2 separate regions of the Homo sapiens genome follow, and region 1 is linked to region 2. Evidence: read pairs that join two places in POLR2A ChIA-PET (ENCODE). Cell type or tissue: Panc1. All regions are shown on one strand. Links, peaks and the distances in the headings refer to the core of each region. The heading gives the core; the rest is flanking DNA. Region 1 has its middle 14 kb from the start of RPS6KA1. Region 2 overlaps PIGV (phosphatidylinositol glycan anchor biosynthesis class V).

What was found. ChIA-PET counts read pairs that join two places held together with the same protein. Peaks named below come from ENCODE experiments on the same cell type or tissue, not always from the same donor. Only the 100,000 strongest peaks of a DNase experiment are listed, where the experiment ranks them.
Region 1: POLR2A ChIA-PET joins it to region 2 with 17 read pairs; 5 of 35 experiments call an interaction of 5 or more read pairs at or near these places.

The regions. Positions count from the first base shown.
Region 1 is chr1:26,513,807-26,516,717 of GRCh38, reverse strand. No RefSeq gene overlaps it. Among named protein-coding and RNA genes, the nearest start is that of RPS6KA1, 14 kb to the left of the region's middle. In Panc1, for the core only: no CTCF peak of the experiment used is centred there; no DNase peak of the experiment used is centred there.
Region 2 is chr1:26,798,499-26,801,409 of GRCh38, reverse strand. PIGV (phosphatidylinositol glycan anchor biosynthesis class V) reads right to left here. Exons shown (of 4, transcript NM_017837.4): 4 at 751-2,911. Among named protein-coding and RNA genes, the nearest start is that of PIGV, 12 kb to the right of the region's middle. RefSeq lists an enhancer at 1,077-1,326. In Panc1, for the core only: no CTCF peak of the experiment used is centred there; a DNase peak (open chromatin) is centred at 1,339; H3K27ac peaks cover 1,153 bases.

The sequences.
Region 1 (2,911 bases), core at 221-2,720, 280 kb after region 2:
AATTAATAAAAGAAAGTTGGCCAGGCGCAGTGGCTCATGCCTGTAATCCCAGCACTTTGGAAGACCGAGGCAGATGGATCACTTGAGGTCAGGAGTTTGAGACCAGCCTGGCCAACATGGTGAAACCCTGTCTCCACTAAAACTCCCACCAAAAATTAGCTGGGCGTCATGGTGCATGCCTATAATCCCAGCTACTCAGGAGGCTGAGGCAGGAGAATCGCTTGAAACCGGGAGACAAAAATTCACGCCACTGCACTCCAGCCTGAGTGACAGAGCAACACTCCATCTCAAAAAAAAAAAGAAGAAGAAGGGCTGGGCGCAGTGGCTCACGCCTGTAATCCCAGCACTTTGGGAGGCCGAGGTGGGCGGATCACAAGGTCAGGAGTTCGAGACCAGCCTGGCCAACATGGTGAAACCCTGTCTCTACTAAAGATACAAAAAATTTGCGGGGCGTGGTGGCACGCGCCTGCAATCCCAGCTACTCGGGAGGCTGGGGCAGGAAAATGGCTTGAACCCAGGAGGTAGAGGTTGCAGTGAGCTGAGATTGCGCCATTGCACTCCAGCCTAGGTGACAGGGCGAGACTCCATCTCAAAAAAAAAAAAAAATAGTGGAATGTTGTCAGCTTTGGAAGGGGCCTTTGTCTTGGCCAAAGATGGGAAACTGGTAGCCTGAGGCAGAGGTGAATCAGGTAAGGGTGGTAGTGAGTCTGCCATGTGCAAGAAATAAGGCATGCTTTGTCTGTAGAGAATTTAAAAACATTAGTGAGGCCAGTTGCCATGGCTCACGCCTGTACTCCCAGCACTTTGGGAGGCTGAGACAGGTGGATTGCTTGAGCCCAGGAGTTCAAGACCAGCCTGGGCAACATGGTGAAACCTCACCTCTACAAAAAAAGTAAAAAAAATGATAAAATAAAAACATCAATGAAACTGGGTAGGTCTGCTTTTTACTATCACCATGGCTTGGCAATTCTAAATAATGTCAGTGATAAAATCATCCTTCCCAAAGAGATCCCTCTGTTGGTCAAAGTACTAATTGTTGTGATTGCTGTGAGGTTTTTGTTTTTTGTTCTTTTTTTGTTTTTTTTTTTTTTAAGAGACAGAGTTTCCCTCTGTCAGCCAGGCTGAAGGGCAATGGCACAATCACAGCTCACTGCAGCCTCGAATTCCTGGGCTCAAGGGATCCTCCCACCTCGGCCTCCCAAAGCACTGGGACTGCTATAAGTTTTAGGAATATATGTAAGCTGCAGATTCATATATTTTTATTACCTAAACTTTAATAAATAATATATTCTACATGGAAGCTAATTTGGATAACTCCTGAGTTATACGCTTGGCCCCCAGCACACAGGGAGTCAGCTACACACCTTTAGTTTGAGAGTTCCCAGTGGGTCGAAATCATGGGAGCTCACTTTGGGAGTAGTTCATGTCTCCACATCCTTGCATTTAAACAACAAATTTGAAATCAACAGTGATAGCACAGTAACTATAAAAACAAGGGAAAAGCTGGGCACGGTGGCTCATGCCTGTAATCCTAGCACTTTGGGAGGCTGAGGCGGGTGGATCACGAGGCCGGGAGATCGAGACCATCCTGACTAACACGGTGAAACCCCATCTCTACTAAAAATACAAAAAATTAGCCGGGCGTGGTGGCGGGTGCGTGTAGTCCCAGCTACTCGGGAGGTTGAGGCAGGAGAATGGCATGAACCTGGGAGGTGGAGCTTGCAGTGAGCCAAGATCACACCAGTGCACTCCAGCCCAGGCAACAGAGCGAGATTCCGTCTCAAAAAAATAAAATAAAATAAAAAATAAAATTTTCACTGTGTTTACTTTCTGACCATGATTATTTGTTTTATTTCATAATTGTTATTGATAAAAATTCTGACATATGGAGGTTAAAATATGATTCTCTTTGTGTGTCAAATATACTAGGTGCACCATGGACCTGAAGACAGAAGAGGACCCACAGTGGCTTACATCATTATGTTATCCATCATAATCATCATTTTATTTATTTATTTATTTTGGACACAGGTCTTGCGCTGTCACCCAGGCTAAAGTGCAGTGGAGCTCACTGCAGCCTCAAACTCCTGGGCCCAAGTGATTCTCCCATCTCAGCCTACCAAGGAGCTAGTACTACAGGCATTTACCACCACATCTGACTACTTTTTGTTTTTTGAGACAGAGTCTCACTCTGTCGCCCAGGCTAGAGTGCAGTGGTACGATCTCGGCTCACTGCAACCTCTGCCTCCCAGGTTCAAGCAATTCTCCTGCCTCAGCCTCCTGAGTAACTGGGACTACAAGGGCGTGCCACCACACCCAGCTCAGCTAATTTTTTGTATTTTTAGTAGAGACGGGGTTTTGCCATGTTGGCCAGGCTGGTCTCGAACAACTAGATCTCGTGATCTGCCCGCCTCGGCCTCCCAAAGTGCTGGGATTACAGGTGTGAGCCACCATGCCTGGCCTTAATTTTTATTTTTGTAGAGACAGGGTCTTGCTATGTTGCCCAGGCTGGTGTCAAACTCCTGGGCTCAAGGAGTTTTTTTTTTTTTTTTTTGAGACACGGTTACTCTGTCTCCCATGCTAGAGTGCAGTAGCATGCTCATGGCTCACTGGAGCTTCGACTTCCCAGGCTCAAGCAATCCTCCCACCTCAGCCTCCCTAGTAGCTGGGACTACAGGCACGCACCACCATGTCCGGGTAATTTTTGTATTTTTTGTAGAGACAGAGTTTGCCATGTTGCCCAAGCTGGTCTCAAACTCCTGGGCTCAAGTTGTCTGCCCTCCTCAGCCTCCCAAAGTGCCCAGGTAAGCGTGAGCCACCATGCCTAGCCTCTTTCTTAAAAACATGAAAAAAAAAGTTATTGTCTTGATTATTGAGATTTTTGATGCCTCCTTAAATTTTGTACTTTAAG
Region 2 (2,911 bases), core at 149-2,648:
CAGTAGAGCTGGGCTTGGGGCTGATTTCAAGGCCTAGATTAAGACCTCAGCTCCATTCACACTGGTTTCTCCCTGTCCTATCCTGTTCCATTTCCTGCCTTCTATATTCATTCTGTACCCTGAACTTTCAAATCCTCCCTATCATTCAAAGTCTAGCTCAACTATCATTGGTCCATGAAGTCTTTTCAGGTATCCCAAGCTGGAAGGGATCTCCATCTCGTGTAAACTTACAGAGTACATGCTCTCTGCCTCACTTACCTTTTTCTAAGCACACAAATAAAACTTGAATTCATTCTAATCATAAAAAGTTCAAGTAGGGCTGGGCACGGTGGCTCATGCCTGTAATCCCAGCACTTTGGGAGCCCAAGGAGGGTGGATCACGAGGTCAGGAGTTCGAGACCAGCCTGGCCAACATGGTGAAACCCCGTCTCTACTAAAAAATACAAAAATTAGCTGGGCGTGGTGGCGGGCACCTGTAATCCCAGCTACTAGGGAGGCTGAGGCAGGATAATTGCTTGAACCTGGGAGGCGGAGGTTGCAGTGAGCCGAGATCGCGCCACTGCACTCCAGCCTGGGTGACAGAGCAAGACTCCGTCTCAAAAAAAAAAAAAAAAAAAAAAAAGTTCAAGTAGTGAGATACAGAGCAAGAAGCTTCAGTGTCCTTTCACTCCCCAGAATTTATTGCTTTCTGCCTTAATGTTTCTGTGTCTGCTAGCAACTCTTATTAGACAGTTATTTGAGGACAGGAGGCATAGCTGAGTCATCTTTATTCCCCTAAAATAGGCATTAATAAACAATTACTGAAAGAATCAATCAGTTTCAAATCCCTTGAGCCTGCACATATTACATTTTCAGATGACAGTGAGAGGGTCTATTCAATAAAAGTAACATTTTTCCAGGAGGACTGGTAAAGGTATGTCAAACACTCTCCTCCCACCTTCATTAAAGAACAAAAAAAAGCATCTACTTCTAGGTACGTGAGGCTGAGGCGTCTGGTTTCTGTTTTAGCAGGGTCTCAGAAGGAAATGACTTTTCTCTGAAACTGTAGACACCCCACCTAGCTGTGGCATTGTTAGGCCTCAGGGTAAACAGGAAACTTCCTGCCTTGGGTCCTTCATGTCCCTCTCCCAGACTATTAAAGAGACTGTTAATAGGATGGTAAAAGGACAGCTGCTGGTCATAAAATCAGCCCATTCCTTAGCTCCTTAGAGAACAACTAAATCCCTGCAAGGTCAGAGAGAAAACCTTGTCCAGCTCATGCCAGGTGCACCCACCTAGCTGGGCTCCTGTTACAAGGTTTCTGGGCATGATGAGATCTAGTGTGAAGGTTAAACTGAGACTGCCAGAGCAGTGACATCACACCTACTCTGTGGGGTCTGAGTCACCTCTTCCAGTAGAGGAATAATCAGTCCTGATTATCCCCCAAAAGGAGGCAAAGAGGAGAGCGAAGAACCCAGTGCTCCTACCTCGGCAATAAAGAGCTGAAACAGGACCCCAACACTTCCTGCACGCAAGGTGGAAGTCTCTGGATTTGCAGCTGTTGGCAAGGAGAAAGGGAACAGTTTCTGCCAACTAACTGGAGGGACACTAGGGCAGGGGTGATCATCGTTTGCCAAGAAGGGCACTTGGTGTCTTGGCAGAAGGCAGAGGGCTGCCCTGATCTGTGTGTACATTTTCAGAAGCATTTGACTCTGAACCAAATTCTCTCAGCTGTCCTAGTGCTGGGGCGATGGATGGGAAATGCTTATTGGCCAGGCTGACCAGAAGCTCCAACAGAGGGTGCTGGGGCTCAGCCAGGAGCTTCCCTTCAGCTGGCAAGTTGAGCTTTCTGTCATGGTCAGAGGGAGTGTGTCAAAATTCCAATTCTTGAGGCTTTCCAGAAGCTGCTTATGATTACCCATCTGTTTTGAAGAGTTTCTGCTTACTGGATGTTTTGGCTTAAATGGGAAATAAAAGAGGTGATGGATGATACAGAGCCAAACTCTCGTCTGGCTCAAGGAATGGGCAAAAGTAGCTCAGCAGGGGCCAGTGATCTTACTACCATTATAGTGATAGGCTCATGACCAAACGGGGGCCAGGAAGCAGGGCAGATACCATTTCATTCCACCTTGGACTTACGTACAATTTACCAATTCCTGCCGCCGTGTTGGCGCCTCTGACCCATGTCTACTGATCAAGTAAGCAGGCATCTGAGAACGGCACAACAGGCACCTTATCTGCCAGATGTTACTGCTTTCCCTCATTGAAAGGAAAGACCACCTAAATTACTCCCAAGAGTTGCACTCGGTGGAGGAGGAGTTTCTTCTAATTGCTGAAAACAGGAGAACTGGATATTTTCTCCTAAAATCACACATTTAAGCCTCTACATTAGCATTTAGACTGGGGTGATTCTGTTGTTTAAGGCAGTTCTTAAGATGTTAGAGCAGAAAGGGACCTACAAGAGACTGCATCATTCACCACCACCCCCTGAAGAATATCATCATTTCCCATGGTTTCAGAGGTGGTAACTAAGGTTCTGAAAACTCTCCCAAGTCACATGGCTGGTAAATGGGGTTTTACTGAGAGGACTAGAATCCAGGGTTCCTGATGCCTTCTTCTTACCCTTTTTTCCCCCAGCTGATTTATATTATTTTAACTTTTTAAAATTATTTTACTTTTTGCCACATGGAAAGATTTGTATTATTTTTATTTTTTACTTTTTTTGAGACAGAGCCTCACTCTGTTGCCCAGGCTGGAGCGCAGTGGCGCAAACTCAGCTCACTGAAACCTCCGCCTTCCAAGTTCAAGCAATTCTCATGCCTCAGCCTCCCGAGTAGGATTACAGGTGTGTACCATCATGCACGGCTAATTTTTGTATTTTTAGTAGAGACGGGGTTTTGCCATGTTGGCCAGGCCGGTCTCAAACTCCTGG